4 separate regions of the Homo sapiens genome follow, and regions 1, 2 and 4 are each linked to region 3. The links are chromatin loops, found by intact Hi-C in ENCODE. Cell type or tissue: Calu3. All regions are shown on one strand.

Region 1 (8,000 bases), 140 kb before region 3:
GATGTTTTGCTCCTTCTTTCTTTCCTGAAGCACAGGCCTGTTTGTGGCAGTTTGAAAGTTTGCACTTAAGAAGCTTAATTTTTTTCCCCCAAAGAGTCTTGCTCTTTGGGGCTGTCATCTTCTTCAGATGCAGCCTGGTGGGAATGAATCCCTGTTAAAATGAGAAAGAGACCATCTCTTATCGTGCCTGCGAGGGTCAGGGAAGGGGCACTCCACTATTCTGCCTTATGAGCTTTTCCCTCAGGGTCCCATCTACCTCATCAAATTCTGCCTCTGACTCGCTGATACCAGCCCCCTGGGAGTTGTTCTCAAAATCCAAAATCAATAAACACGGCTGTCAATCACACCAGGCCTTCTCAGCTCCGAGGTGCTACTTTTCTTGATTGAGGATTTCTGCAGAAGCCCAGAACTCCATTTTCACAGCAGCCTGCTGGGTTCTCAGTGAAGTTTGGTAATTCTCGCGATTAATTGCCTCATTAATAAAGGAGATTCACACAGTATACATGCTTTTATCCAGGTTGTCAGATACTTTTGAAAGGGTTTAATGCCAATAAAACTTTCAACGTTGCCATTAGCTTACTTATGTAAGCATTTAACATGCTCCACTTGGCCTTCGTTGCTTTGGGAAAATAGACAGGTTATCTGCTAATTTCAATATTTCATACACAATAAGAACTTTGATGTAAGTCTAAGGAGGTTGCTGTGTGAGGCTGGGAGCTGTCGAAGAGGCAATAGAAAAATGAAAATGAGTAAAAGCTAGCTCAAATTTGAACATTACCCAGGCAGTAGATAGCCTGAATTTGAGCATGCCATACAGGCTTACTAAGTACTTGGCTCAAGGCTCAAGTTTGAAAGCTTCAGTGCTGAATTTCACTGAGGTCCTTTATTACCCTGTTACATCTTTCCTGCCTTGGGATATTTGCACTGGTTTTTCTTTCTTCATTGATGTTTTCCCTCAGGATCTTGCATGGCTCCCTCTTGAACTTTTTTCAGTTTTCCACTGAAATGTTACCATCTTGGAGAGGTTACTTCATCACTTTAGTAAAAATTACTCTGCCCGTTATCACTGTCTACCTCTTCTTGTTCTTCAATAGCTTACATGATGGTGTGTGTTTATTTGTTTATTGCCGGTGATATGGTTTGGCTCTGACCCCACCTAAATCTCATCTTGAATTGTAGTTCCCATAATCTCCATTTGTCAGGAGAGGGACCTGGTGGGAGGTAATTGAATCATGGGAGTGGTTACCACCACGTTGTTCTCGTGATAGTGAATGAGTTCTCACTGAGATCTGATGGTTTTATAAGGGGCTTTTCTCCCTGCTTTGCTCTGCACTCCTCCTTCCTGCTGCCATGTGAAGAAGGACATGTTTGCTTTACCTTCTGCCATGATTGTAAGTTTCCCAAGGCCTCCCCAGCCATGCAGAACTGTGAGTTAATTAAACCTCTTTTCTTTATAAATTACCCAGTCTTGGGAAGTTCTTTTTTTTTTATTTTTTATTTTATTATTAGTTTTTTAGACAGAGTCTCACTCTGTCACCCAGGCTGGAGTGCAATGGCATGGTCTCAGCCCATTGCAACCTCTGCCTCCTGGGTTCAAGCAGTTCTCCCACCTCAGCCTCCCAAGTAGCTGGGACTACAGGCACCCGCCACCAAGCCCGGCTAATTTTTTGTATTTTTAGTAGAGACGGGGTTTCACCGTGTTAGCCAGGATGGTCTCGATCTCCTGACCTTGTGATCTGTCCACCTTGGCTTCCCAAAGTGCTGGGATTACAAGCGTGAGCCACTGCATTGGACAGTTCTTTATAGCAGCATGAGAACGGACTAACACAGTTGGTCTCCCTGGAGCAGAAGCTCCAAAGCCAAGGCCTGAGTTTGTTTTGCTCATTGCTGTATATCCTTAGAGCTGAGAACAATTCTTGTTATATTGTAACTGCTCAGTAAATATGTGACAATTGAATAAATGAAATTCTAATAACAGCAATGGAAAGAATAATAATAAAAACTTCCCAAATACAAGCTTACGGAAATGAACAACATTCATATTGACAACTCATCATTCCAGATATGATTCTATATCCACTTCTACAAGAAAAAGATACAAAGCTGTTGGTTCTATTGAATATGTAAAGTAAAATGTAAATATAAAATAGTTGTTAAAAATACAACTATTTAAAATTCAAAATTTTAAAAAAAATTTAACTTTATTTTCATTCAAACTGAAGAAATGAAAATGAAGGAAAGGTAAAATTTTAAATGGATTTTCTTTTTTTACAGCAAGAGATATTTTTTCAAAGATACCGCTAAAGAGATTATTAAGAAGAAAACATTAAGAAGTTGACATCAGTATCATTTTTTTTAAAAAACTACATTTGGGATTTGAGTTGCTGCCATAAAAAGTTAATATTTTGACCTATCTGCTCACCCTCTACCTCCCAATTTTTGTTGATTACACCTTGCATAATGCTCGAGGTTTACTTTCTGTTTGGTATATAATTCACACAACTGTCAAGTATTTATATTTAAATAGAGTCACTGCCTACCATCAGTTCTCCCTCCCTCCCTCCCTTCCTTCTTTCCTTCCTTCCTTCCTTCCTTCCTTCCTTCCTTCCTTCCTTCCTTCCCTCCTTCCTTCCTTCTTTTCTTCCTTCCTTCCTTCCCTCCTTTTTCTTCCTTTCTTCCTTTTTCTTTCTTTCTTTCAAAACAGGGTCTCACTCTATCACCCAGCCTGGAGTGCAGTGGTACAATCACGGCTTACTCTATTCTTGACCTCCCAGGCTCGGGTGATCCTCCTGCCTCAGCTTCCCAAATGGCTGGGACTACAGGCATGCAACACCATGCCCAGCTAATTTTTTTGTATTTTTTGTAGAGGCAAGGTTTCGCCATGTTGACCAAGCTGGTCTCAAACTCCTGGGCTCAAGCAATCTGCTCACCTTGGCCTCCCAAAGTGCTGGGATTACAGGTGTGAGCCACTGCATTCAGGCTCCGTCAGTTCTTTCTAATGTGCTCCTCTATTCCTTAGGTTTAAATCTTGATTAGATTTTTATTTGACTGGTTTCTTAGTCTGTTCTGGCTGCTGCACCATAGACTGGGTGGCTTAAACAATGTGTATTTATTTTCCATAGTTCTGGAAGTCCAAGACCAAGGTACTGGCAGATTCAGGGTCTGGTAAGGGGTGGCTTACTGGTTCACAGGTGGTTGTAACCTCATGTAGCAAAAAGGGCAAGGCAGCTCTCTGGGGCTTCTTTTATAAGAACACTAATCCCATTCATGCTCTACCTTCCTGACCTAATCACCTCCCAAAGGCCCAAACCTCCAAATGCCCTCCCACTGGGAATTAGGTTTCAATCTATGAATATTAGGGGTGCACGATCATTCAGTCCATAACAACTGGATTCATTGGCAAGTGGATTTTTCCAGCAGGCCCATAGGGTGGCACTGTAGCACTGCTGTTAAGAGTAGAGTCTCTAGCATCACTACCTAAGGCTAACATCTCAGTTCCCCCGTTTCCTAGCTGTGAGACCTTGGGCAAGTTACTTACTTTCTCTGTATCTTAGTTTCTTTATCTGAAAAAATCAAGATAACAATAGAATCTACTTTATTCTGTTTTATGAAATGAAATCATTCACGCTGTTCAAATAGTGTTTGGCCCACAGTAAGTCTACTTCACCAACTCCCCTTAAAAGAGATCTCATTGCTTGTAGTATAGTCTGCCCAAAATACTTCTCATCCTGCTTAACTGTAAGGACCAAGAGGTCTAAAATTCTTCCCTCCTGAGGCCTCACATTTACACAAATATTGTTGTTTTCTTATCTTGCTCTCTCTTGTGGGTAAGTTCAAAGACTATGATCTCTGACATTCACAGCCATGAAAGTGATAATGGGAGGTGAAGACAGTGTAGCTACAACCAGCCTTAGGAAGCTCAGGAAGCTGGGGGCGGCTGGGCCAGGGGCTGTTGAGCCACTTTGGAATCCTTCTTATGAACCAGCAGCCTGGGAGAAGGTCTGCAGCTAGGAATGCCGCAGCAGCCTGCATCTGATAAGTTTATTTCCATAGTTGGCTGTGATTTGCCCTGGAATGGATATCCCTCCTGCCAAGGTACATGCTGTTTGCTCAGATGTTGGTCACATTTTGATAATCATTTAACCTTTATTTATTCTGCACGCCCTACGGTGTAGATAATCGTCCCTGGCTGCCTCAGGAGCTCCACTGGAGACAGTGCGGAGCTGGAGGACCGCTTCCCGCTGGGAATCTCCTCTAGAGATGGATATGTTCATTTCAATGGAAAGTTCCTCACCAATCTGATTTGTAGACAGAATTGGCATTTTTAATTAACAGCAAATGAGAAAAATGGGACATTTTTTTCTTTAGATTTTCACTTCAGGAGTTCTGATGAAGCCCTCCTTTTTTTTTGTATTGTGATTATTCCTCTCTCTCATGTATTCTTTGACATAAATATGCTTAAGTTCATTTATTTTCATAACAGAATTACGGAGATCAGGAAATGGAGAAGAGTAAAATAGTGCAAAGTCTTTTCAAATTTCATTGATGAACCACTGCATCTATTTATAAATGAAATTTGACATTTTAAATTTAATTTCATTTGTATTATCTTTTATCTGTGAAATATTTTTTAGGCTCTTATATGAAGTTTATGGTGGCTTGATAAAAATAAATTAGAATGCCTTCTCTATTCTTTCATTTTCAGTTTAAATAGTATTTAAATAGTATTAGAATTATGTATTATTTTTACATGATTCCTGAACTTTTTAAAATTAATTCTTTAATTCTGAAGAGAACTTTATATATACATATATACAGTTTTTTTTCCCTAAATACCTAGCTTTTGGAGGTACTTATCAGTTTCCCACAAAAAGTGATTTCCAAAACATGTGCATTGTTCTTAATCAATAAAAATTTTACTTGAACTTTAGACTTTTGCCTGTGAATATTATCTTCTTTAGTGTGCAAATAAAAAACTCAGCCAAGGGAAATATACAGACAGAGAGTGGATTGAAGAGCATTTGGAGAGATCCTTCCATTCCAAAACATCAGAGAGCAGGATGAGTAGACATAATGGCCTTGCCCTTCTGCTTAGCTCTGAGCTGGGCCTTGGCATTATGCCCTCAGCTTACATCGAGAAATTCTCTGAAGAAACGGAGGTTTTGCAGGGGTACTGCTGAAGATACTGTATTCTGTTTTACTCAGTAACCTCTATGTAAAGGCCTGGACACAACTTTTCATTTAGACCTATGCTGTCTGTATGTGACTTCTGAGCAAATGAAATATGGCTAGTGCAAATGAGGAATTGGATTTCATTTAATTTTTAATTAAATCAAATGTAAAAGTGAACACAGCCATGAGAGAACATTTAAGGATGTTAGAACAGTGTGGGTATGTGAATCTACTTTTTCAACAGTCCATTTGTGAAATCCAAATATAGATCAAGTGTTTCTGATAAAAATTTAGTACATCTCCATTGAGATGCACTATGAGTATAAAATATACATCATATTTTGAAGACAGTATGTAAAAAAAGAATAAAAAATCTTAGTAGTCTTATATATTGACTATGTTGAAATGATAATATTTTGGATATATTGGGTTAAATAAAATGTTAAAACCAATGTCATCTTTTTTTAACATTTTTAAATGTGGCTGTTAGAAAATTTAAAATTTCATAGGTGACTCAAATTGTATTTCTATTGAACAGCTCTGGTATAAAGTTCCAGGAAGAAACATCATTTCTTCTAAGAAATTAGTATGCATTTTTTCCTCTTCTCATAGACAACATGAATGTTGTAATCAAATTAATTTATACAAATAGGTAAATCCTTGGCCATCAGAACCTCACAGCTCTATTTTCAGCTCAGCATTATTTCCTCTAAATCATATCACTTTTATATCTTCGCTTAATTTTATCCCCTGATCTTACCTGCCTGACATGTCTATATTTTCCCTTGCCATCATTTAATTTAGTTTCCATTTGTCTAATTTATTGTGTTATATTTGTTCTTGTGGGCAATGGCAAGTCATGTTCCTGAGAACAAGTCTTGCCTCAAGTACTTCTCTGTGAACCTGTTCACATTATCAGCATGGCAAGACATGAACAATGGTTTGATGAAACCCTTTCATTTGAGATGAAAAAGACAGAAGTACAAAGTGACTGGCATTTTGAAAGCCCAAAGCTCCATGCAGTTCAACACAAGTTTCCTATTTCTAAACACCACTCAGGTTTGTGGTCAGTTTTCGAGATCTAGAAATCTTTCCTGAAGTGTTTTCAATAGGAGAACCTGGCATTTCACTAATTGAATGTCGCTGGTTAACTGATAACGTCAGTAGAGCTGAATGTTATCATAAGGGAATGATTTTCTGCTGCTAGATAATGCTGAGGGGAAGTCTAAACATATGAGTGCAACATTAAAGATGTTGATAATATGGCCCCAGAAAGCTACCATGATTGATTGGCTATTATATGGAATTTATTGTACTTCTATCATTTTGTCTGGTGAAACCCAGCTGAATGGTTCACTACAATGATGGTATTTTGGGCTGTGTTAAAAGACGTGATGGTCAATAAACTAAGCTATGCTACTGAAATGACCCTGGACTTTGGGGTCACACAGATGTAGTAGGTTCGAATTCCAATTCTTCTTTTCTACCAGAGTGACTTTTGAGAAATTACATAAAACTTCACATGAATTTAATGACTACCACATCCAATGTCATTTTCCTAGTTGCTAACATATATTGAGTGTTTACTCTTCACCAGACACTTTACTCTTATCTCCTCACACAAGCTTTGAGGAACTGTGGACATCAAAGCTTAGGGAGGTTAAATAACTTGCCTAGGAAAATTATTATTCCTTCTTATTGTTAGAAATAGAACTGAAATTCAAAAATATGTCTGACTCCAAAGCATGTGAGCCTTCCGTCTAACACATTAGTAGCAATTATCCATTAACTTCAGTTCGCTGAAACATTGATTACCAAGAGGGTTCTGAAATTGCGTGGCAGTTCCTCTAAGGAATTTTGCCTGCATTCAGGGAGCAGGCATCCCGTGATCGGTGGGAGCCAACCTGTCTTGTGGCTCAGCTTTCTTCTTTCTGGTGAGGACTGCATTGTATGAGATAAAATTTACTGTTTATTTAGAAAGCAGCACATACATTAGCTAACTGTTGGAAACATAAATTGTCTTAATTACAATGAGGGTCAAAAATTATAATCTATTCAAGCCTTAGTTTATAAAGTAACTAGTATAAGCTCTTCTCTGTAAGTACAACTATAAAAACCAAGAATAAAAGGCTGTGCTGAATTCTTCCCTGTCCAGTGAGTGTTTGATGCTATCATCCATTACAAAGTGTTATAGAGTAAACACCTCTTCAAATGCACATCTTCCATCTTTTAGTAGTAGAGATTTAAAATGACCAAAGTAAAGTAAAACAAACCACGCTAAACCAAAAAATGATTGAAGAAACTGAATTTTGTTTGGCCTTAGATTTTCTTGCCTCACTTTCTCAGGGTTCTTCTATCCAAATGTATAAATCTTTTGTCAAGAGGAAGGACCTTTATTCTAGCTAGTGATTTTGAGAACATAGATTTATTTACTTTTTTATTCAAATAGACATGGTAAAGTTCATCCATTCATTTATACATTCATTCATCAGCAAATATGTGATCACTTTATTTGAATAAATAACCTACAAACTTTATGAGCTGAGCCTGCCTTTAGGCACTGGAGAAAGAGAGATAAAAATGAGTGGGTGTTAGAATTTTTCTGGAAATTAAGTTTTAAGGGAGGAGAGAATAGGTTCCATGCTGAGGTTAGGGGTGGCATGGAGAAGGGGAATGGTGCCTTAGAGAAAGGGCAGATATTTTTATTTTTATTTTTTTGAGACAAAGTTTCACTCTATCCCCCAAGCTGGAGGGCAGTGGCACAATCTTGGCTCACTGCAATCTCCACCTCCTGGGTTCAAGCGATTCTCCTGCCTCAGCCTCCCGAG
Region 2 (8,000 bases), 270 kb before region 3:
TGGTCCTATGCACACAATATTTGCCAACTCCTGCAATAATGTCCTGGACTAGGAATAAATGTAAAACAGAACCACCCTGAAAAAGGAATAAAACCAAGCCAGAGTAGGGGAACTTGGCACCAACTGACTGCTTTGCAGAACAAAACTAACATTCTTTAAAGAAGACAACATAATCTAGACTCTTCATAATGTATCACACCTAATGCCCAGCATACAATAAAAAATTTCTAGACATATAAGAAGTTAGAATTATGTTACTCATGATCAAGGGAACAAAACCCAGTTAATGGGAATAGAGTTTTATATGTTGTAAAGACTAAACTGAACTATAGAGTTCAGATGTTGTAAAGACTAAAATTTTAAGATTGCCATTACAAATATGTTCAGAGGTAAAAAGGAAAACATGGCCACAATAAGTGAACAGGTGGAAAACCTCAAATGGAAAACCTCAATAGAGCAATGAGCCTTATAAAAAGAAACAAATGAAAATTCTATAACCGAAAGGTATGCTGTTAGAAATGAAGACTTTACTGGAGGGGTTTGACAGCAGATTGGAGACTTCACAAGAAAAGGTACAGTGAACTTGAAGAGAAATCAATAAAAATTATCCCATCTGAAGAAGAAAGAGAAAAAAGTGGAAAGATGAAAACAATGAACAGAGACTTAGTGATCATGTGAGATTATTAAGTTGTCTAACATCCACATAATTGGGATTCAAGAAAAGGAGAAGGGAGGGAATGGGCAGAAAAAATATTTGAGAAAATAATACCTGAAAATTCCCAAAATTGGGTAGTAAAAAATTAATATTCATCCAAGACGCTCAGTAAATCCCAAACAAGATAAGTACAAAGAGAACTCCACTTAGAAAATCTTAAAAGAAGCCAAAGAAAAAAAGACCCAACACAGGAGAACAAAGATGCATATGACAAATGCCTTCTACTGGGAAGTAATGAGGGCCAGAAGACATATAAGAACTTCTTAAACTCATTGAAAGAAGAAGGAAAACTGTCAGCAAAGACAGGTGTTTTCATGCTAACTTTATCCAGCATGAATATCCTTCAAAAATTAGAATAAAATAGATTTTCAGATCCATTTTTAAAAAGCTGAAAAGATATGTTGCCAGCAGATCTACACTATGAGAAATGCTAACGGAAGTTCTTTAGCCTCCAAATAAATGACATTAGATGAAAACTCAGACCTACGGAAGTAAAGCAAAGACCAGAAATTTTAAATACATGGATAAATATAAAAAATACTGTTTTGTTCTCAATTTCTTTTTTTCTTTATCTTTTTAAAAATTGAGATCAATTGGAAGATGAAAAGTTATTTTATCCAGGGTCTTGTTATGTTGGCCAGGCTGGTCTTGAACTTCTGGCCTCAAGTGATCCTCCTGCCTTGGCCTCCCAAAGTGCTGGGATTAAAGGAATGAGCCACTGTGTCCAACCTTACTTCTCAACTTCTTTAAGAAACATGTAACACTTTGAAGCAAAGGTAATATTGCATTTCGAAATTTACAATATATGTTGAACAAAATATGACAATAGCTCAGGGGACAAAAATGAAACTATACTCTTGAAAGCACCTTGCACTTCACATGAAGTGGAATATTACTCTGTAGTGTGTAATAAGGTAAGGGTGAATGTTCTACTCACTAGAGTAGCTGCTATAAAAAATAAGACATAGCTAAAACCTCAATGGAAGACACAGAATATTAAAAATCTGGTTAATTCAAAAGAAAACAAGCAAGGAGAGATGGAGGAACAAGAACAAACAAAAAAGAATGGAAAGGCTGTGCGCGGTGGCTCATGTCTGTAATCCCAGCACTTTGGGAGGCTGGGAGTTCGAGACCAGCCTGGCCAACATGGTGAAACCCTGCCTCTACTAAAAATACAAAAACTAGCCAGGTGTGGTGGCACGTGCCTGTAATCCCAGCGACTTCGGAAGCTAAGGCAGGAGAATTGCTTAAACCTGGGGGGCGGAGGTTGCAGTGAGCTGAGATTACGCCACTGCACTCCAGCCTGGGTGACCGAACAAGACTCCATCTCAGAAAAAAGAAAAAAAAAAACAACTGGAAAAACACAAAACAAATAGCAAGATAATACAATTAAACCCAGTCATATTAATAATTACTTAAAGTGAACTGCCTAAACTCTTTATTCAAGAGGCAGAGAACTTCTGACCGAATAAAAATGTAAGACCCACAGTGTGTTGCCCATAAATGATGAAATGTAAGTATAAATACACATGTCAAAAAGGAGGGGGAAATTATGTATTACAAAATAGTAGGCATAAGAAAGCTGGTATGCTTATATCAATTTCACACAAAGTAGCCTTCAAGACAAAGATTGTTACTACATATAAAGAGGGACATTTCATATTGAGGAAAGGGTTAATTTACCAACAAAGCACACACATCCTAAATATGTTTATATAAGAAGTACATGATAACAGAGCTTCAAAATGCATGAAACAAAAGCTCATGCAATTAAGGCAAGAACCAGACAAATCCACAATTGCAAGAGTACATTTCAACACTCCTTTTTCATACATTGAAACAATGGAACAAGGAAGAGAAGGGCGAGTTGGGAAGCTGCACCTGCCTCACCTCTCTGACTGCTCATGCCCGTGAACCTTTCCCTCCCGATCTCTCCCATACACGTATTTGAAATGTCCTTCCTTAATCTGTTTATCAGAAGTATGTGGAATCAGATACAAAAGTTGTGATACTCATGTCATGGTTTTCTTTGTTCTGTGACAGTTATAACCCCTCAATTATTTAACCAAGAGGGAAAACGAGCTGGAGCACCTCAGTGCAAATTAGCTGAGAGTGCAAATCAATGGCAACCTCTCAACTTGCTTGGCACTGTGTTCCCTACCTGCAAAAATTTATTTACTCAATAGAGGCACATACAGAGCCTGGCATCACTTTGTACACATTTTTTTCTCTAAGTCTCTTTTGGTTATTTGACATTGTGGCCACTATTAGTTATGATTTTTTTTCCTGGTTCAATGATGTGATTATTTGAAAACATCAGAACAACAGCCCCTGTCTTCTTTGGCAATTTCTGTCTTTGACTTTATTTTAGTGCTTTCTTCTCCTTTCTTTCTCTCCCATTGTGTCTTCCATTAACTGGTGATGAACTCCTGGGGGAGATTTCTCAGGTGTAACCAGGGTAGAGAAAGGACTGGCCTAACCTACTGATGAATCAGCGTGTGAGTGGGGAAACCACTTACTGCATTTGCAGATAGATGGTGCACAGGCCGGGCATGGTGGCTCACGCCTGTAATCCCAGCACTTTGGGAGGCCGAGGTGGGCGCATCACCTGAGGTCAGGAGTTCGAGACCAGCCTGGCCAATGTGATGAAACCCCGTCTCTACTAAAAATACAAAAATTAGCCAGGTGTGCTGGCACGCGCCTGTAATCCCAACTGCTCGGGAGATTGAGTCAGGAGAATCACTTGAACCTGGGAGGCAGAGGTTGCAGTGAGCCAAGATCGCACCCTTGGACTCCAGCCTGGGTGACAAGAGTGAAACTCCATCTCAAAATAAATAACTAAATAAGTAATAATAATAATAATAATAATAATAATAATAATAATAATAAAAGACGGTGCACGGTTTCATTAAGCCTTACACTGCACAGCTGTATAAATTACAGAGGGCAGGACAGCTAAATCCAATGCTGTGTTCGAATCTTGTCTAGACTGGCATTTCAGTGTGGCACATAAGCACTTGACACATTTCTAAGCTGGTAACAGCCCCCTGGGTTCTCTCTTCCTTTCTCATTTGGTCAGTATTCACTGGCAATATTTTTTCTTCTATCCCAAAGATCACAAACTGGCTGTCACAAACTGGCTGTCTTTGAGCCAAAGCTGGTCCTCAGACATGTTTTATTCAGACCGCACAGCTAAATTTTTTAGAAGTTGCCAAATTAAAATATCTGGAGATTTCACACACATGTACACATTTTCAGCTTTCCTTAAACAAACAAACAACCAAAAACACGCAAAAAAAGGAAGGGCAATACTAAGACTGGGCTGCACATGCATTCAGGCTCTTGGCGGGCCTCGTGGAGATCTGAGTTTGCCCCTCTTTTTCTGGTTAACATGCCCCTCCTCAACGTCTCCGACGCCTCAGAGTTCAGGGATGTGAAGAAAAATTTTGAGATCTCTCATCTAAAGATTGCATTATTTGGAACTGTGAGTCTCCCTTCCCCATCGTTATCACATATACCAGCCAGCAAACCCTTTTATTACGCTGCTGATTTTACAACTGGGAAGACGGCAATCAGAAAAATAAAAAAGGGCTGTGGTTTCTCCCAGTTTCCTCTAGATGGCAGTATTGTATTGGTATTATTTCCAATACTCCCGATCCCAGCTGCTTTCAAAATGTTAATTATATAATTTTTCAGTGGGAATAATCTTTGTTTCTAAATTTATTACAGTATTTTTTCAATAATGTCAAATTTATCAGTAAGCAGGTAGAGTCCACAAAGCTGCAGTTTTAAGAGAACAGAACGACCGACTTTTTACCCCTCCTTGGAACTTCCCGAGTTAATGAGTAGAAACAGAACATATTGCAACGTATAATTGTCACGATTATGCGGGCTGTTCATTTAGCGTTTTCGTGTGCACATGCATTCAGCTGCCACATCTGCAGTGCACGTTGGAAAAATAGCCCCTTCTCTGTGCAGTTGGAAACATCGACTGTTTCTCATTTGGAGCAATTTCTTTATTTTGTTTTGTGGATAATGAATGTTACCCACAAATATGGGAAGCAAGGAAGCAGAAACACAGTTTGTATTACGAGGAGGCTCTTAGAGATATCCACATACACAAGTAGACAAATGTGAGCTGCGTGTCGGCCTCATACAAAAACAAAGCAGGTACTGTGAAAGGGAAGTTGTGTGTGTTAATGAGATTAATGGTTTCAGAACAAATCCGTTTCAGAGCAGCTAATTAAATATTTCGTTTTGAGTTATTTGGTGTAATTTTCTTTGGTACTCGACAAATACTAAGTATTTAATTTTATCTTCCAGCACAACCCATTAATATTTCACTGGTTGAATTCTTTGCTGTGGTGCTTTGGGTTTTGAAACACCTTTTGAGTACTGGTTAATCCACTTGACAGCCGAAGGTGAACAGGGACTCTGCAGTTCTCTGTTATGAAAGCCTGGTCAATTTCATCTTGGCCCCATCTAAGTAGGAGTTAAGTTTTGTGTTTTTATCACCTTGGTTCCATCCTAAAACGTTAGAGTTGGAAAAGCTCCACAAGGACCTCTCCCAGCCAGGGTTCAAGTGTTACAGTTGCTGCATAAACTTGCTCAGGGATGGGAATGTTGTGGTTGGCATTGTGTCAACGTAAAGATGGCCCCACTGAGGGGTAGGGCTAACCGTTGGGCCATTTTTCCCCATGGTGAGCCCAGCTCAGCGCAGCGGTGGGAAATGCAGTCAGGGAGGGGAACAGGGCTGTTCACGCAGAGGTCTGTGGGAAATTCTGAGGAGCTGATGTCCTTCTCAGCACAGCCCTCCAGGCAGGTGCTATGATTTCCTCAGAAATGGCACATGAGAGGAAACCTCTCTGCCTCGACTTAACCCAGGTGCAAAGTCTGCCATGACCTGGCCCTTCTATTATGAGAAAGACAGCCTTACTTCTACTGAACCCTGACTCCTTGTAGGTAAGTGCACATGATAGCAATAATTTAAGTGTACCCTGAGAAGGACTCTGTATGGCAGATGCACCTGAATGTGAGTTCTGGGCTAGGGAATCCAGGAGTGGCGAACTCGGAGATTTGTTCCATGTCTATCAGGAACATCTGAGCCCCTGGCCCACGCCATGGAACACGGGGATTCAGGCCCTGAGTTTTGGGTTGAGTGAGGATTGCCAGGTGGAGGTTGTTAGGGAGAAGGTGTTAAGTAGAAATGCTACGTGAACTGCGGGCTTTTTGCAAGGAGCTGTGGTTTTCCTGCCTAGCCGCCACCACTTTACTGTAGGGAAGGCCGATATCTTGCCCAGCCCACGGCCACTGGGCCCTCTCCCCTGTATGTAAGCCTCCAGTAAAATCTCATGGGCTGGGTGCGGTGGCTCACGCATGTAATCCCAGCACTTTGGGAGGCAGAGGCAGGCAGATCACTTGAGGTCAGGAGTTCGAGACCAGCCTTGCTAACATGGTAAAACTCCATCTCTACAAAAATACAAAAATTAGCTGGGCATGGTGGTGCACGCTTGTAATCCCAGCTACTCAGGAGGCTGCAGCAGGAGAATTGCTTGAACCTAGGAGGTGGAGGCTTCAGTGAGCCGAGAGGGCACCACTTGCTCCAGCCTGGGCAACAGAGGGAGATTCTGTCTCAAAAAACCCCCCCAAAATCTCATGTTTTGTTTGCTGGCGCTGGGTCTCCTCTCCAGCCTCTTGAATCTGGTACCTTCCCCACTAGAGTCAATAGGGTTTCAGTGCGACACTCCTCTCTACCCCTAAGTTAAATGCCCTGAATCTTAGATGGTTTTCCCATTGTTCCACTATGGCCATACCCCACTTCCCACAGCCTATATGGACTCTGGCCTGTGGTTCCAGTTGGGCGACACTCATATTAGATGTCTAGAAAAATCTCATTAAGTAACCTTTGCTCTCAGTCATCTCCCCTGTTAGCAAGAGCAGCCCAACATGGAGAAGCAGCCCAATCTTGTCACAGAGTCTCCTCCCTCACCCCTGACCAGGGATCATGCTGACCCATCCACACTGTTCCTGGCCCTTCCAGACGCCCTTCTCACCTCCTCCCCACCACCCTCCCCCTTCTGCATCCTTCAGGACCCATGTCGAATCTGTGTGTCTCTCACCAAGCCTACCTGGACACACCTCTGTCTCCATGACAGAATTTCTCCTCCCACTCAGTGCCTCCAGTGCCCAGCTCCACCCCATTAGCAATCATTCCAAAGATTTCCCTGATAGGCATGGGGCCTGGTGATCTTTTTGTCCAGGTTTTCATAGGCCTCAGCTCCAGGTAAATGGATTCTGAATTCAAGCAAATAAATATCCACATTCTTCTCTTTTTTTTTTTTTTTTTTTGAGACACAGTCTCACTTTATTGCCCAGGCTGGTGTGCAGTGGCGGGATCTCAGCTCAGTGCAACCTCCGCCTCTTGGGTTCAAGTGATTCTTATGCCTCAGCCTCCCAAGTAGCTGGGACTATAGGCACGTGCCACCACGCCTGGCTGATTTTTGTATTTTTAGTAGAGATGGTGTTTCACCATGTTGGCTAGGGTGGTGGAGCATTTAAAATTCTGACAATCTTTCTAGTTACAAGAAAAATTTGAAGACAAGTCACCTTTTATACATAGCATGTATTTTCAACACTATAGCCTTTGGCTAATGAGAACTTGTTATGGGAAGCACCAGATCTTTATTTCCACCTGGGGACAATCTCCTCTCACCTCAGGTCTGGAGGCCCCATGTGAAATCAAGCTCTCTTGTCAAAGTGCTCGCTGTGTAATCGGCAGAATTTGCAAAAGTTGAATGGCTGGAGGGAGCAGGACGGGAAGAACTGGGCTGAGAGGTAGGTCAGTGGAGAGACGTCCTGTGTTTAGACTTACATAGGTATTTTCTGAGAAGATAAAAGAGGCCATTCAGTTAGAGGGAATAGTATACGTAAGACGTGGAATTTGAAACAGCTGTCTAGGTACACCCTTTGCTTCTAGGCTCAGCTACGTTCCTGCCTTTTTCAGAAAGCTTTCCCAGATCATCTCAGGCCACAGTGACTTTCACTGTTGTTAACTGTCTTGTTCTTTTATTTTGAGACAGAGTCGCTCTGTCACCCAGGCTGGAGTGCAGTGGTGCGATCTCGGCTCACTGCAACCTCTGCCTCCCAGGTTCACGTGATTCTCCTGTCTCAGCCTCCCAAGTAGCTGGGATTACAAATGTGCACCACCATGGACGGCTACTTTTTGTGTTTTTAGTAGAGATGAGGTTTCACCATTTAGCTAGCCTGGTCTCGAACTCCTGACCTC
Region 3 (8,000 bases):
AAGAGCTAGGCATCTCCTTGTGAATTGTCCATAGCTGTTCACAAGCTGATTGTCTTTCTTTTCTGCAGGGATTTCAGGGAAAATAAGCAAAGAAATGGAATAAACCCAACTGTTGGAAACAGTTCCTTTCATGCTTTGTCACCTTGTCTGCAGGTCTTTATCAACACAAGAGGCTTGCTGGTGGGAGGGGAATTAAACATTTGGGCACATTTACCTGCAGTTTGCTGTAGCCATTTTATTGTATAAAGGTTAAAGGTCAGGAGCTTTAGGAGACTAAGGGCATCTTTCTTCTTTAGGAATCTAGAATAAGACCCTATGACGGCTTGCATTTCTTTTGGCCACAGGACGAAGCTGTGATCTAGCCCTGGTGTCATGTGGCCTTGGTTTGAATGGTGCCATTGTTGGAACATGCATCTTATCTGCTATACATTGAACATTTATGTTACCCACCCCCAAATTTATATGTTGAAATCTAGTGCCCAAAATAATGATTTTATGAGAGGAGGGGCCTTTAGGAGATGACAAGGTCATAAGGATGGAGCCCTCATGAATGGGATTTGTGCACTTATAATAGAGACCCTAGGGAGCTCCTTAGCCCCTTCTATTACTATTTTGAGGTTACAGCAAGAACAAGGCTATCTATAAACTAGGAAGCAGACCCTCAGCAGGTACCAGATCTTCTGGTGTCTTGATCTTGGCCTATCCAGCCTCCAGAACTGTAAGAAATAAATTTTTGCTGTTTATAAGCCACCCAGTTAATAGGGTTCTGTTACAACAGCTCGAATGGATGAAGGCATCATCTTTGGACCCATTCCAGATTACATTCTCCTTGCTTTTTAAGGATTTCATCTTTCTCAGCTTTATTTGGGGATCACTGACTCTGGACTAAGTTGTGGTTGTGATTTTTTTTATAGCCTTTGTATTTTTCTCTCTCCTCTCCTATCTTGGCTTCTTCAAAATATGACATTCAACTGGGTTTCATTCTGGTTCTTGATAATGTACAATGAGAAGCAGGCAATCAGGACCGAGCAAGTCCCAGGAATCACAACAGAACAACTGGGTTCTAGTCACTGTTATAACATACCCTTATCACTTTAGACAACCTATTTGAACTCTTAAAGTGTTTATTTTTCTGTAAAATCGGGCTAATATCTATCACAAGAGGGTTGTGAGGATCAAATATAGTAAGGAATTATTTAAAAGCGCATGAAGATAGAAGTTGTCTGTGTAGTTGAAATAATATGTCTCTACTATCTCTATTTTGATTCGGTTGGTCTTAGAAAGAATGTGGGTTTTTCATAAAGACAGGCCTGTCCTGCTAGGATTTGGGCTTCTAAGATCAGGTTTGAGCACAGTTGAAATGTTGGCTGTCATTAACCACAGTCTATATCACTGCCTTGGATGTGTAATTCTGTAGGAACCTCCTATTTTCTCCTATTATATGAGCCTGGTAAAAATAAAGCCACAGACTGTGGGTAATTTTTTATAGAGTGTACTTCAGACAACTCAAAATCAATAGTTTTTTTTTTCCTGTTGAAGGCACCCAGGAAAGTAGAACATAGGAATCATAGGGGTTTACTATTGCTTTTTGAGTTTGATGGTAAAATTTTATAGTAGCCTCATAAAATGCATGGTTGAGTACAAAGTGCAATTGTATTCCATTATAGTTTATCATTGTCTGATGATGGATAGGGCTACATTTTGCATTTTGTAACATTTGACATCTAGTATATATGTAGTTATAGTGAATTCTTACACTTTTATGTTGCCTTGACATCCATTTTGAGTATGAGTTTAACTTTCTCATACCAGAAGCAGGGCTCAGTCTCTCTTGACACTTTCCAGTTCTACACCACACTTGAGGGGCTCAAGCCGGTGGCAGAGATGAGCATTTAGAGGCATCTCTCCTGCTTAGGCAATTGGGCTCCCGGCTTGCCCACAGCTTCCTTTAAATGGATGAATCGGGCACTTGCCTGAGAACTTAAAGTGATGCACACCCTAGTCCCTTATCTATATTGCTAGTTTCTACATGTGTGCGCTCTCTCTCTCTATTTAATTTGCACCTTCCATTTGAGGAACCAGGGACTATCCCGGGCAAAGTTTCCCTGGGACACCAGGGTGGGGGACACAGGCCTGGCTCCCAACACCACAGCAATAGCCAGGCAGGTATAAACTGTACATGAGTCAGACAAGAGCCACAAGGGCATCTGCCAATATAAACAAGCTCCTTGTGTGAGGAACCTCTGGTCATGGGTTGGACAACTAAGCATTAGCCCTTCCACCAGGTGAAAGAAGCATTACATGAACGGCACGCTGTAAACACCATATCCAGCTCCCATTCATTTTCCATCAGGGCATCATTGCTAGGCATGCTGATACCGGAATCCCAGTTTAGCTGGGGGCTCTCAAAATAGTGGTCAAAACATTGAATTCTGTTTTTCTTCTCCTAGTGGCTTAGGATCTCTAAGGCAGGAAAAGCACCTGAGGGTGGGATTGATGAAGGGGGCAGCAGACGGTGGGAAGTTTTTGGTGGCTTTTCAGAGACCCAAGGAATCAGAAAAAAAAAAAAAAAGGTAACCCCTAGCTTAGAATGCCCTTGGCATAAAGGTGGGTAGGTAATACCAGTGATAATAATATTAGTAACTAATGCATATTACAAGATTCTAGGCTTTGAGCTCATCACCTTGCATTCATTAGCTCATCTGAGCATCTCAGCTTCCCCATGCAGTTAGGCATGGTCGTGTGACTGAGTTCTAGCTAATGGGATGAGAGGGAAGTGATGTCCAGCAACCCATTCAGGACTGGTCTGTACAGTTGCCCACAATCTGTCTTCAAGCTCTTTTCCTGTTTGCTGCCTAGATTTAGAAGACTTTGACCTCAATGAGTGAGAGAGAAACAGGTTGGAAGGGGCCTGGGACCCCGAATGACCATGTGGAGCAGAGATGCTTATCAATGAGGTACACTTGCATTCTAAATTCAACTCTGTATAAGCTAGAAATAAACTATTAAGACATTAAAAGGTTGGTGCTTATTTGCTACAGTAGCTTTTTAACATTTGTACTAATTTAGTCCCCAACCAATATCCAGTATATCTAATTGTACTGGATAGTACAGTGATATCTACTTCCATGTATTGCTATAGAAAGAGGTTTACTTACAAGAAAAAAAATAAATCAATAGATATTACATCTTTTTTTTTTAACTTTAAGTTCTGGGATACATGTGCTGAACGTGCAGCTTTGTTACAGAGGTATACATGTGCCATAATGGTTTGCTGCATCTTTCAACCCATCATCTATGTTTTAAGCTTTGGACACGTTAGATATTTGTCCTAATGCTCCCCTTCCCCTTTCCCCCCACCCCCCGACAGGCCCCAGTGTGTGATACTCCCCCCATAGTGTCCATATGTTCTCATTGTTCAGCTCCCATTTATGAGTGAGAACATGCAGTGTTTGGTTTTCTCTTCCTGTGTTAGTTTGCCCAGGATGATAGTTTCTAGCTTCATCCATGTCCCTGCAAAGGACATTAACTCATCATTTTTTATGGCTGCATAGTATTCCATGGTGTACATGTGCCACATTTTCTTTATCTAGTCTATCATTGATGGACATTTGGGTTGGTTTCAAGTCTTTGCTATTGTAAATAGTGCTGCAGTAAACATACATGTGCATGTGTCTTTATAGTAGAATGATTTATAATCCTTTGGGTATATACCTAGTAATGGGATTGCTGGGTCAAATGGTATTTCTGGTTCTTAAAAATACATATGGTGACTGAGAATCCCATGGTCTTCGTTTTTGGAGCTAAACAATGTGCTTTACTATAACAAACCTTCAGTCCTTTGTTCCTTCCTTTGTTTTATCCTTCTTCTCTTTCTCCCTCTCTCCCTTCCCTTCTTATTAATTGCTAGTTGTGTTCCAGGTATTATGTTACATGAGGAAACAAAAAAGGAAGAAAATTAAATAAATACAGTTCCTGCCCTTAAGGAGCTCAGAGTCAAAGGGTGGGTTAAAATATATCAGTATCTAATCATGCTGCAATGTAGTAGTGACAGAGGATCTGTACTAAAGGAGCACGGAGGAGGGTACCTGACCTAATCAGGGAGGAGTGAAGAAAGCTTAGAGAAGATTAGGGACTAGGGTAGGGAGGAAGTTCCTGAGATGTGGGTTTTTCCATGATAAACCCTAAAGACTTCCAGACAAATCTGAGTGGGTTTAAATGGTGTCATTGTTGGAACTTGCATCTTATCTAGTGGAGGCCTAGGTGGAGGCAAGGTCCTTTTCTACCCTCAAAGGATGAGCAGGGGTTTGGGGAGAACATTCTAGACCAAGGGACATCATGAGCAGAAGCAAAGAGAGAAAGAACACATGGTGCTCTGGGGAACTGTAAGCAATGCAGTCTTGCTGGGGGACAAAGTGGAAGACAGCGCTGCAGAAGTGAGGCTGGAGAGGGAGGCAAGAGACAGACTATGAAGCTCTGAAACCAATTAAAGGAGCATAGGCATGGTTTTTGTTTTTGTTTTTTTTTTTTTAATGCAGGTGAGGGACTTAATGGAAGACTGAAGGCAGGGGAAGAGTGAGGAAGACACTGCAGAGGTCAAACCCTGGTTAGGGTTGAGAAGAGAGGCAGTTTTTAGAAGTCCTCAGAAGGCAAAATCTTCAGTTCTTGGCTATCGAGGAGACGAATGTGTCTAGGGAGAAAGTAGATGACTCCAAGATGATTTGTGCATTTCTAGCGACACCGTGTGGCTAGAGCCCCTGTGGTCGGCTGTCTGTCAGGTCTTCGTGAGGGTCTGTCTTGTCTTCTGGGGAGAGTAACTTTTCCTTCCCAGCCTCTCACTCTCAGCATGGAGCACTTTTCTGTACTGCCTCCTGGCACCACAGAACACTGTGACACTCCATAACAAAGGAGCAAACAAGCTACCTTAGAAAGGCAGATGAGGGCTAAGAAAATGAAAAGGAGCATACCTAAAAGAGGAACTAATATTTGAAGCAGAAATTCATCAAGAGCCTGGTTTCAAGGAAAGGAAATTATTTTGACTTTTGCTTCCTCTTCCCCAAACGTCCCTGTGGAAAAGCATACTTCCATTGCCTTTCCTCTCTAGACTCAAGGTTACACTCTCAGTCACCCATCATAGGAACATTTCTACCCATTGATGGGGAAAAGTTTCTCTTCTAAGCGCTGAAAGTATCAGTAACAATGGGGGCCTGATTCCCATTGTCTTCAGCTGGTATTGGTGGAGCACTTACAAAATCCCAGGCTTTGGACTTGTTCTTTTACATGCATTATCTCATTTGAGCTTCATCTCACAACCTCCCTGGGAAGTAGACACTCCTAATAGGCAATTGCAATCACGAAGATTAATGTAATACTTAAAGTTAAAGCAGTTAAATATTTTTCTTTACCTATGAGTTACTTGAGGTCAGGAATGCTTTTTTATTATTCACTTTCACATCTAGCCCAGTGTCTGGCCAGATGCCTTAGGAATGTTTGCAGGATCAGCGAATAGATTGGTTCCTTGAAGGAAAACAAAGCAAAGGGCAGAAAGAGCACACAGTCTTGGTAGCCAGCTGCCTAAAATCATCTTAAGCACTTTAGTGGCAAGGAAACCCAAGGCCTCTCTCTCCAAGTTTTCACATTTTCCAATATTTGACCTAAAAGATATATAAACCATCACATTCTTTGTTTTGAAAAAATAGCATTTACACAGAAAAGGATCGTCTTGAGGTCTAGCACACTGAGAAAAAGGAAAAAACCCTCTCATGTACAATGAAAACCAATTAAGAATTGTTGATAGTTGCGTATCTCATTATATGACCAAATTAAACCTAGAGCTTGGGTTATTGGGGGTGATATTTGTTTGCTATGGTTGTGTCTGGGGATCTGTCCTGATTCACTCACTCTTGTAGGTTCAATACATCTAGCTCAGTCTGAGACATAAATGGGAGCCTGTTGCATCAGTTCAGTCAATCAATTATTCAATGAAAATATATCAAGTGTCCATGGTGTTTATAGCAACAGGTCAAAAGGGAATCAGATAAACAAAACAAATACCATGCAGGTACTGCCTTGAAGGATACACATTTTAGCTGAGGCCTTGCAGAATTCAATGCATTTATTTGAATAGCTATCTTAATTTGGCTTTTGTTTTCAAATGAATGTTAAAGGGCCAGTCACATATTTTATGGAAGTTTATTTTGCTATATAACTAAATAATATAATTGCGTTAGTTAAAGTTACTTTTAAGCGCATCAAATGCATTTTTTATACAGATGGAGATACTGAGATATAAACCCAATTGGCGCTTTACCCAAAGATCCATGTTAGAGGAGAGGCTAGAACTTTTTTGTTTAAATATTTCTCCCCAGGCATAGTGGTTAAAACACGACTAGCGCTGAAAGTAATGGGCAATCCTTTGGAGCCTGGTAAAATGGTTATGATTGAGAAGTACATATTATCATCAGGTTTGTTGTGTTATTATTAGTCTCTTGTACAGACTTAAAAATGAAAACAAAAAATATATTTTCATTAATTTCAGCCTATGAATCAAAAACAGGAGCATACCTTATGATATTCATAACCATTTTGAACACATATTCTGTTTTGCAATACAAAAACATAATAAAAAAGAAACCCTACACTATCAGAACTAGAAACTAGAAACTAGAAAAAAAAACTGTCCTGAGAGTAAATCATTATGACTTCTGCCAATTGTAGATTCTTTCCTTAGATATATGCAATTTTGAAGGGAGTAAACTCATTTACTTAAAACTAAATGACATATAACATTGGTTATACCTATTAAAGATGAAAATTAATCAGCAAGACAAGTTTCAAACCAGAAATTTCTCTAAATGTGTTTGATTGCTTTTATATACTGAATTTTTTTGTCCTCCCCAAAATTCAAATGTTGAAGTCTAATCCCAGTGTGATGGTATTTGGAAGTGAGGTCTTTGGGAGGTGATCAGGTCATGAGGCTGAAGCTCTTATGTAATAGGATTAGTGCCCTTTTTAAAAAGACCCCACAGAGCTCCCTTGCCTCTTCCATCATTGAAGTTATGGCACAAACATGGCTGTCTCTGAACTAAAAGGCACGTCCTCACCCGATATTAAAAATCTATGTCTTGATCTTATACTTCTCAGTTTCCAGAACTGTGAGAAATAAATTTCTATTGTTTATAAGCCACCCAGTTTATGGCATTTTGTTATAGCAGCCTGAATGGACTAAGACCTCTCCTTTAATCTTAACAATATCCCCATCATGTCAATCTGATTATTACTCCCTTTTTACACATGATGAAAGTGGGGTTTAGAGAACTTACACAACTTGTGCAAAGTTATGTATCTAGTAGGTAGGAGTGATCCCTGGTTGTTCAACTGTCTTCTTAATGTTCCACAATCTACCTTTTATCTTGATCTACCCATAGAAAGAGATGAAGGGGCAGCATGAGTTCCTTAGAAAGGTTAATATCTGCCTTTCCTATTTAAATACACGGCTGTGTTAATTTCAAACTTGTATCCTCAGCATCTGTTATTGTCCCTAGCATATATAAGTTAATGCTTCATTGAATTATGAACAAATAAGAGCCAACATGGACATTCTGTCATTTTACAGTATGTAGAGATTAGAATATGTAACACAGTTATCCTAAGGGGATACGTTTTCTGACTGAGGACAAGAAATCTGGACAAAATGATAAGAGGGCTTATTTTATTTTTTTTCATTGGCCCTGACTTGAATTTTGGTTGTAGTTTTGAGATTTGTCCAAAGAGTCAACATCCAAACAAACCCAATGATCACAGGCATTCTCAATGTCCACCAAGAACTTTTAGGAAACAATACTTTTGAGAAATAAAGCCCAAGACTGATTATTTTACTCACAACTGCACCTATACTTGGTGGAGTGATTCAATCAAGGAAATGTCACACAAAGGTTCCATCTACTGAATCACTTGCTAACAGTGAGGCCCAGTTAACATTGCAGACCTGATGCTAGGGG
Region 4 (8,000 bases), 220 kb before region 3:
TTCATTTTAATGTGAGAAAGCTGAGTTTCAGATAAGTGAAATAACTTGCCCAAAGTTGAGTGGGTCTAGAACCTTACTCTGAGCTACTCCCAGACCTGGTCAGGGCTGCAATTTATCAGTAAATGTATCTGTTGACTGCGCCCCACTGCACATGGGGGACCCCCCAGCCAGACACCTGCAAACACTCTTAAATTTCATCCTCACCCTCAACTCTGTGAGGGAAGGTATATTTACTCCAGTTTAACAGATAAAGGAATTGAATCTCAGAGAAGTCAAACAACTTATCCCTGGCCACGCAGCTAATAGGTGGCAGAGCTGGGGCTTGACCCCGGATCTTTCTGACATAATACAATCTTGTGCTTTTCCTCCTATATTGATTGTTTCCACACCTGGAAATAACATCTGAACTACCCAGGGAGCATTTATAAAATATAGATTCTTAAGTCTCATCCCCAGAGATGGCTGGGGCAGGCCTGGGAATCAGCATTTTGCAGAAGCCTTTCAGTAACAGGAACTGCTGCCCCACGGCACAGTGCAATGAGTGTGGCGATCCTAAGGCCAGAGGAAGGCTGCAGTTGCCCTGGGCAGGGACCGTGCTCCTGAGAGAGGGTGGGAAGTACAACCCTTCACATTCTTGGCACCTCTGACATTGATTTGCTGTGTGACTGCTGATCAGACAACCATACCATTGGTCGTTTGATTTTCAGACATATAAGATTAGCAGCTAATGCAGGTGTTTCCTTTATTCGATTCTGATATGGAAAGGAGCGACCAAAACAAAAGTCTCATCTGCAGAATGTTTAGATGGCTCTAGACAGTGTGGCCAAGAAGAGGGGCTGGTGTTGGCAGAACCGGCCCACAGACAGGACAGAGGAATTCATGGTGAGTTACCTCCCTGTCTGGTCCTTAACTTCCATGTCTGTAATGTGAGTACGTTGAATGATTAGCACTTCTTAGAGCATGATCTGGAACTTCCTGCACCTAAAACACATACACAGCTTGTTAAAAATGCAGATTGCATTCACTAGAATGTAAGCTCCACAACAGCAAAGGGCTATTTGTTCAATACCATGTCCCTAGGCCCAGAAACAGAGCTTGGCATGTAGTAGGAACTTATTAAATATTTGCTGAACGATTGAATGGAATCTTGGAAACCAGCCCAGGCCTACTGAATTAGCGTCTCTACATGGGGCTAGGAATCTGGGAATCTTTCTGAAGAGCTGCAGGTGATTCTTAAGAGCATTAGCATTTGGGAACCACTGAAACTGGTAGTTGCCACCATTTTTCTGGTTTGACCTTGGACATTCCCTTGGCTTGTTGCCATATCCAACCTACAGCTGAATCCTATGGCAATTTCTCTTAAAAGGGAGAAAAAGAGATAACTGTTGAGAAGCTCTTGTTTTTATATGAAGTCATCAGGAGGGTTTCCCACCAGCCTCTCCTTCTCCATCCTGCAAAGAACAAGGGGAGTGTCCAGGCCTGAGACCTGTGGTGATGGAACAGACGGAGGCCAGGAAATGCTGAGGACAGATGCATGGCTAGGACCTCAGCCTGTGTGGTGCGCCTGTGGCCCCTGGGCTGTTCCCAGCAGCCTCATCAGTATGAGGTGCATTCCCTGGGAGGCACACTGCCCTCCTGAGCATTGCATTCTGGTTGGGGAGGAACCCATACTGCAGCACTACTTTGTGGCCCGTCCCCATTTATCAAATTACCCAGATTATTTGAGTTGACGTGGACAGCTGAATCCTCTTGTGAGCTGCTTACCTGGGAAGCCACTTTAGTGACTTGCCACAGGGGCTCAGGGGATAGGGCATACCGCATGTCCTTCCCTTCTGAATGGCCAGTGGCTTCTGTCCTCCTGCCTGCAGGAGGAGGACCCCAAGGGAACCCAAAGCACATTCCAGAAGAAACTTGGTGAGAGCTTGGTGTCTGGGCAGGGGGCCTCATTTTGGTCCACGTTTCTCAACCAAGGCTGCATATCAGGTTGCTTGAGGGAGCTTTTGAAAGACTAATGCCTGCTCCACCCTAAACCAATTAAATGTGAACCTCTGAAGGTGCGTACTAGAAATGCACATTTTTTATAGTCAAGGTTGCAAACTGTCAATTAGGTGGAGCTGATGTTTAGTTGCCTTTTAAGACCACTTTCTTTGGGTTTTGTTTGCTCTGTCAAATGTTGTTTAAAAATTAACACACTTTTTTAAGAGCAATTTTAGGTTTATAGCAAAAATGAGCAGAAATTAGAGAGAATTCCAATATACCCTCCTCCCTTCTCCCTTTCCTTCCGCAAGCTCCCCTTTCAAATGCTGTTTTCCATACAATCAGCATTGCATGGTTTGCAGTGACCAAGGAATGACTCTCAGATTTCCTCACATCACAAGATGCTCCCTAAAACTGCCTAAGCACAAACCTAGTGTTGGCATAGGTTTCACAATACCTCTTTGGAAAAATGGCGGAATCCCTGGCCTTTTTGTGGCCACAGTGTGTCTGTGGTGGGCTGGCTACTCCCCTCTGACTGGCTGCAAGTCAGCTTGCAAGATTTCTCTGCTGTGCGCTCTGTAGGTAAAACCCTCCTTTCTCAGGGATGAGTCTACAAGGCAACCGGCGTGAGGGTGCATATAGAAAAGGGCTCAGGAATGGATTGTAAAATAATCACGTTCGAATCGCCTTAAAACAAAGCCATCCCTCCACCTCCAATTTGTCCCCATTTTTTTCTAAAATGTTCTTCTGCTTTTTGAAAATCTTATTTTTGGCTTAATTCTCAACTTTTTAAATGTAAAAACATTTCACTAGGGGGCACTTCAAGACTGAGTAAGAAAAAACCCCCAGCAACTTGGTGACAATACATTCCACTTCACCATTAACTGGGTAAACAGTCCTGTACAAAACAAAATATAAAAAATACATAAGGAATTAAAAATGTATTTAGCTGAAACTGTGACTCGATTTCTGCGAGTCATTTTCTACACCTGTTTTCTTCAAACTGGACAGAAGTGGCATTCTTGGTCTTGCTGACAATTTTGACCTGAGTATTAGAATTGTAATAATAATGATAATAATAATAATAGTCTCTTCCTCTGGTTAAAACAGACACTTTGCTTACTGCAGTCATTTGATGCAACTGAGCGTTTAAGACTTTTATTCAGAAATTTATGTTTGAGAAATGTTTTCTTTCTCAACATTAATGGGGAGTGTGAATGTAAGAGCTAGCAGCTTTTTGGTGCGGGATTAGTGGAGGAATTTTCTGCAGCAGAGAGAAGGTCTGCAGGGGGAATCTGGGACCTGAGTTCTAGCCCTGGCTCATTTCTATCCAGCAGTGTGACCTTGGACAAGTTGCTGTCCCTCTTCGGACCTCAATATCCTTATTTGTAAAATGATAGTATCGTACTGGAAGACACTTAAGATCTCTTTCCAGTCTGACCTGCTGTCCCCCAAGCAGTCTCCCTGTGGTGAGAGCGCTCACACTGCATTTTTCCTGAACTGTTGCATGAAAAGCTAAACTCAAGGCAATTCTGGGAGAAAGGCAGAGAGACAGAAGGATACGGGCATGAGTCTTGGTTCTCCCCTTTGGGAGGTGTTATGGGTCTAATCGTGTCCCCCAAAAGATGTTGAAGTCTCAGGACCGGTGAATGTAGCCTTATTTGGTGATAGGGGTGGTGCAGATGATCAAGTTAAGACGACATCATGAGGATGGGCCCTAAGCCAATATGACGGTGTTCTTTATAAAAGGGAAATTTATATGCAGAGATAGACACAGACAATGGGAACATCATGTGAAGGTGAAGGCAGGGACTGGGGTGATGTATCGACAAGCGAAGGAATGCCAGCAGCCACCAGAGGCGACGGGAGAGCGTGGAACAGATTCTCCCTCACAGCACTCAGAAGGAGGCAACCCTGCCAACATCTTGATCTTGGACTTGCAGCTTCCAGACTGTCAAATAATAAATTTCTGTGATTTTCAGCACCTGGTGTGTGGTACTTTGTTACAACAGCCCTAGAAAACGAATGCAGGAGAGTATTTAACCTTAGCCTTCACCCTATAAGGATGTGAGCAATGATTAAATGAGAAGATGTACAGGAAAGCCCCTTGCATGCAAGGCTTGCCATCTGGTAGGTGTTTATCAAATGTTAATGATTGTAAGGAAGGAACAAAGGAGAGAGGAAGGAGAGGATGGAGGAATGAGGAAGGAAACTCTTGATACGAAGCACCTGTTAGGTGCTGGAAACTTTATATATTGATCTTTAATTCTCAGTAACAACCATATTGTTGCTGAGAGACTGGGGCCCCTCAGAGGGACAGCCATTTGCAGAAGGTCATGGAGCTAGGAAGTGACATTAAACTGGGCCCATCTGACTCCAAAACCTGTGCTGTTTCCACACTGCTATGCTTGTTGTTAGGGCCAAGTATTATTTATCCTGCCATGATAAACCACATTCATTCATTCATTCATTCACTCATTCATTCACTTCCTCATCATTCAAGAGAGAAAAGGGGAAGGAGGCAGGTCCATTTCAATGAGCTGATGGCAGACTTGATTCCAAGAAGTCATGGTTTGACTTTCTAGAACAGCTGACATTAATTGTCCACAAGATTGTTTGCTGCTGGATGCCAGCGTGAGGCTGTCTAGGGAAAGCAGATCCCAGAAGCCAAACCAGGAGGACTTGGAGCAAAAAACGGGGCAAATCACGTTACTTTAGTTTCTTCCCTAAATAAATATGTCCACACTCTGTTTTAAAGGGCATTCACGGACGACTCAAAACCAGGTTTATTCCAGGCAGAATCCCTTCAGACCCCAAATCTGTCTTGGTTATTGGCCCATTCCTCATTTGGTATTTCCCCTCTTTGGGCCAGCCCCATCCTCATCCTTGTCATTCTTGCCTCTCCACATCCCCCTACTCCCATCCCATCCTGTCCCATCCTGTCCATCCCATCCCATCCCACCCCAGTTAAGTGAGACATTCACCTGGAGTTTGTCTCAGTTTCTGAAGTTATAGAGGTGAGCTAAAGAGGGAGCCCTGGAAGGCCCCAGGTTGTTGCAATACCATGGGATGTGCAAGTAGGCACTGGATGGGGTTATCCAGGAGGGCTTCCTAGAGGAGGGGATGACAAGCAATGGTATTGGAGAATGCAACAGGACAACCTTCCAGGCTCAGGGAACAGCATGCGCAAAGGCCTGATGCCCAAAATAGCAAGGCAAGTGCAGACAACTGGAAACAATTAGGAATTGGGCATAAAACGTAAGAGAAGGGAGTGAGAGAAGGCTGGAGGGTTAGCAAATTCCGGGTCACTAAGTGACCCTGGCATTTCAGAGCCGCCCTCCAAGGCACCCATTCTGCTCACCATTTCCAGAAGCCCCTCTCTGCTGTGCTTCCTGCAGCCCTCGACTCTCCTCCGCTTAACTTTCTGGGATCTAAAGGGGGCTCCTCTCTTCTCTCTGCTTTTACCAAATCATGCATTCCTTCACAGTGCAGTCATTCAGCTCATTGCTATGGAGTGTCTAGTCTCTACTAGGTCCTGCTCCAGCTCCTGGGTCCCAGTGGGGAAGAGTCATGGCACCAGTGGAGAGTGGTTTATGTGCTTCTTAGCTAAGGCATTTTAGAAATAAACAACAATTTAGTGGCAGGCTGGAGGGGAACTATTTGGGGATAGTCAGCCCCCCTCCTTGGAGCAGACTATGATGCGACGTGGCTGTCTGGGCACACAGCTGTTTGAGCCTCCTCCCTGTTCCCAACCTCTCTGGGCGTTCAACTTCTCTCATCTCAGTTCTTCTGTTGCCTTGGTAAGGCTCTTGGAGACACCTTTCTCGTGGCTGACACTGCCTGGAAACTTCAGGAGGACAGATACGTCCTGAGCACATCCTGCCTGGTTGGGCTTTATTGGTAACCTCAGTGTGGCCCTAATGGGAGGCCTCTTTGGGGCCAGTTCTGAATATCTTCGTGTTCACCGTGATCTCATTGGTGCCACTGAGCTCAGGCATTTCTCTTTTTTTATTCCTGAGCTTCCCCACATGTATCCCTGGGTGCATTCGTGTTGTAGGACTTCCATAACACACTGCTGCAAGCTGGGTGGCTTATAGCGACAGACATGTATTGTCTTACAGTTTTACAGGACTAAAGTCTGAAATCTAGATGTTGGCAGAGCCATCATTTCTCTGAAGTCTCTAGGGGAGAATCCTTCCTTGGCTCTTCTAGCTTCTTGTGGTTGCAGGCAGTCCTTGGCATTTGTTGGTTGTGGCAGCGTCCCTCCAGTCTCTGCTGCCGTCTTCACACGGTCTTTCCCCCTGTATGTCTGTGTGTCTCCCATTCCCTCTCCTTGCAAGGATACCAGTCATTGGATTTAAGGCCCATTCTAAGCCAGGAGGGGTTTATCTTAATTTGATTACATCTCTAAAGACCCTGTTTCCAAATAAGGTCACATTCACAAGTACCAGGGATTCAGACTTCAGCACATATTTTGGGGAATACGATTGACTCCACAATACTGGATGTGAGAAGCAAAGCTTTTCCTTTGGAGCATGTTAAGCCTGACTTCCACTTATCATATAAGAAGCAGGGCCCCAAGTTTCTCCCAGCACTTCTAAAGCTAGAAGGCTTGTTCTGTCAGGGAGAGCTTGGTCCATGACATCAGGTAGACAGTCAGTGGGTGCTGAAGTCTAGACAGAAATGAAAATGGATCTGCTGAATTCCAGAATGTGGAGAAAGACACAGAGAGAAAGAGAGAGAGACAGAGAGACAGAGAGAGAGAGACAGAGAGACAGAGAGAGACAGACAGAGATACAGAGAGAGAGAGAGAGACAGAGAGAGACAGAGAGAGAGAGAGACTGTCTCTAGCTATTGTTCCCACTCCTTTTTTGCAGATCCTTGCTACAGTTTGCTGGTGAGTGGGGTGGGGCACCTGATGCTGGGTTTAACGATCTATTCCCATTCCTGAGTGTTTAGCTCTGTTCTGTGTAACAGTCCGTTCTTATTTTACCATTTAGTTCCCAGTGGCTCCTCAAGGTGTAAGGTAACACGGTAAGGCTTGGTCAGCAGGTCTAGGTGTGGCAGCCTGTTTCCCAACTGCAGATCAGCTTAGGGGAAGCAGAAATTTCTCTGCACTGAGTCAGGACCAAAAGCAGAACATCACAGCTACCAAGTGCAGCCGATCAGACGTGCCTAGGAAAGCGATGATGCCCATCGATTGGTGTGAACTTTCTAGAAACGTCTAGGAAACAGGTGGGGTTGCGTCTGTGGTCTGAAGCGAAATATTTGTGCTCCTCTGAGTCAGGTGTTTATCAGATCTTTTCCATAAAACAAACCTTGTTTGTTTTGAAGCAGTTATCTTTTGAGTGCCTTTCTCTAAACAGATTTCTAGTCATTACGTATTCAGTTGAGAACGGCAATTTCTCTTACCATTTCTCCTGAGCACGGCAGGCCAGTCGTATGTGGAGGGGGGGCATGCAAGTCTGACTCGCCCTTACATCAGTAGCAGCGGCTGATGGGTGAGGAAACGAGCACGTTTTCTCTTAGGGAAACAGTGTTTTAATGTGGCTCCAGTAGGCACTGTCCAGAACTCTCTTTTCCCACCCAGGCTGGCGTGTTCTCCACCAGAGCACTTAGGAGACGTGCTGAGATGTTAAGTACTGAGGGGTGAGGGATGTTTTTGTTGCTGTGCTCGGCAAAGCCGACTGCTTTTTACAAACACATTAAACATTAATATCTACAGAATGGGCAGTTTTATAGTGCACAAGCAAGAGTTTCTTGGACACGGATTTATTTATTTTTTATTAATGTAACCTTAGTATGCCGCATATTTCTTGCAGAGCTCCAGATCTCAAAGGCCTTCGCTGGACCCAGTGAATACTTTATGATTCCATTTAAGACCAAGGGAACCAATAAACTCACCCCAATTTACATTTCAGTGGAGTCTCATAAGTAATGCATGCCTGCATACTGCTGGCCCTCAACTGTCTCCCGGACTGCCTTTAATACCTCATCACACGCGTGACCTTTTCAGGAGGCTG

What was found. A loop is a pair of places that touch in the nucleus more often than their neighbours do. Peaks named below come from ENCODE experiments on the same cell type or tissue, not always from the same donor. Only the 100,000 strongest peaks of a DNase experiment are listed, where the experiment ranks them.
Region 1: a loop joins it to region 3, with 12 times the contacts of the local background. A loop is called at or near these places in 19 of 110 quality-filtered maps.
Region 2: a loop joins it to region 3, with 23 times the contacts of the local background. A loop is called at or near these places in 36 of 110 quality-filtered maps.
Region 4: a loop joins it to region 3, with 10 times the contacts of the local background. A loop is called at or near these places in 7 of 110 quality-filtered maps.

The regions. Positions count from the first base shown.
Region 1 is chr4:27,173,158-27,181,157 of GRCh38, forward strand. No RefSeq gene overlaps it. Among named protein-coding and RNA genes, the nearest start is that of LINC02261, 40 kb to the right of the region's middle. In Calu3, no CTCF peak of the experiment used is centred here; a DNase peak (open chromatin) is centred at 3,434.
Region 2 is chr4:27,044,193-27,052,192 of GRCh38, forward strand. No RefSeq gene overlaps it. Among named protein-coding and RNA genes, the nearest start is that of LINC02261, 170 kb to the right of the region's middle. In Calu3, a CTCF peak has its summit at 4,267; no DNase peak of the experiment used is centred here.
Region 3 is chr4:27,314,210-27,322,209 of GRCh38, forward strand. No RefSeq gene overlaps it. Among named protein-coding and RNA genes, the nearest start is that of LINC02261, 100 kb to the left of the region's middle. In Calu3, no CTCF peak of the experiment used is centred here; a DNase peak (open chromatin) is centred at 4,752.
Region 4 is chr4:27,093,837-27,101,836 of GRCh38, forward strand. No RefSeq gene overlaps it. Among named protein-coding and RNA genes, the nearest start is that of LINC02261, 120 kb to the right of the region's middle. RefSeq lists an enhancer at 7,706-8,000. In Calu3, no CTCF peak of the experiment used is centred here; DNase peaks (open chromatin) are centred at 7,075 and 7,435.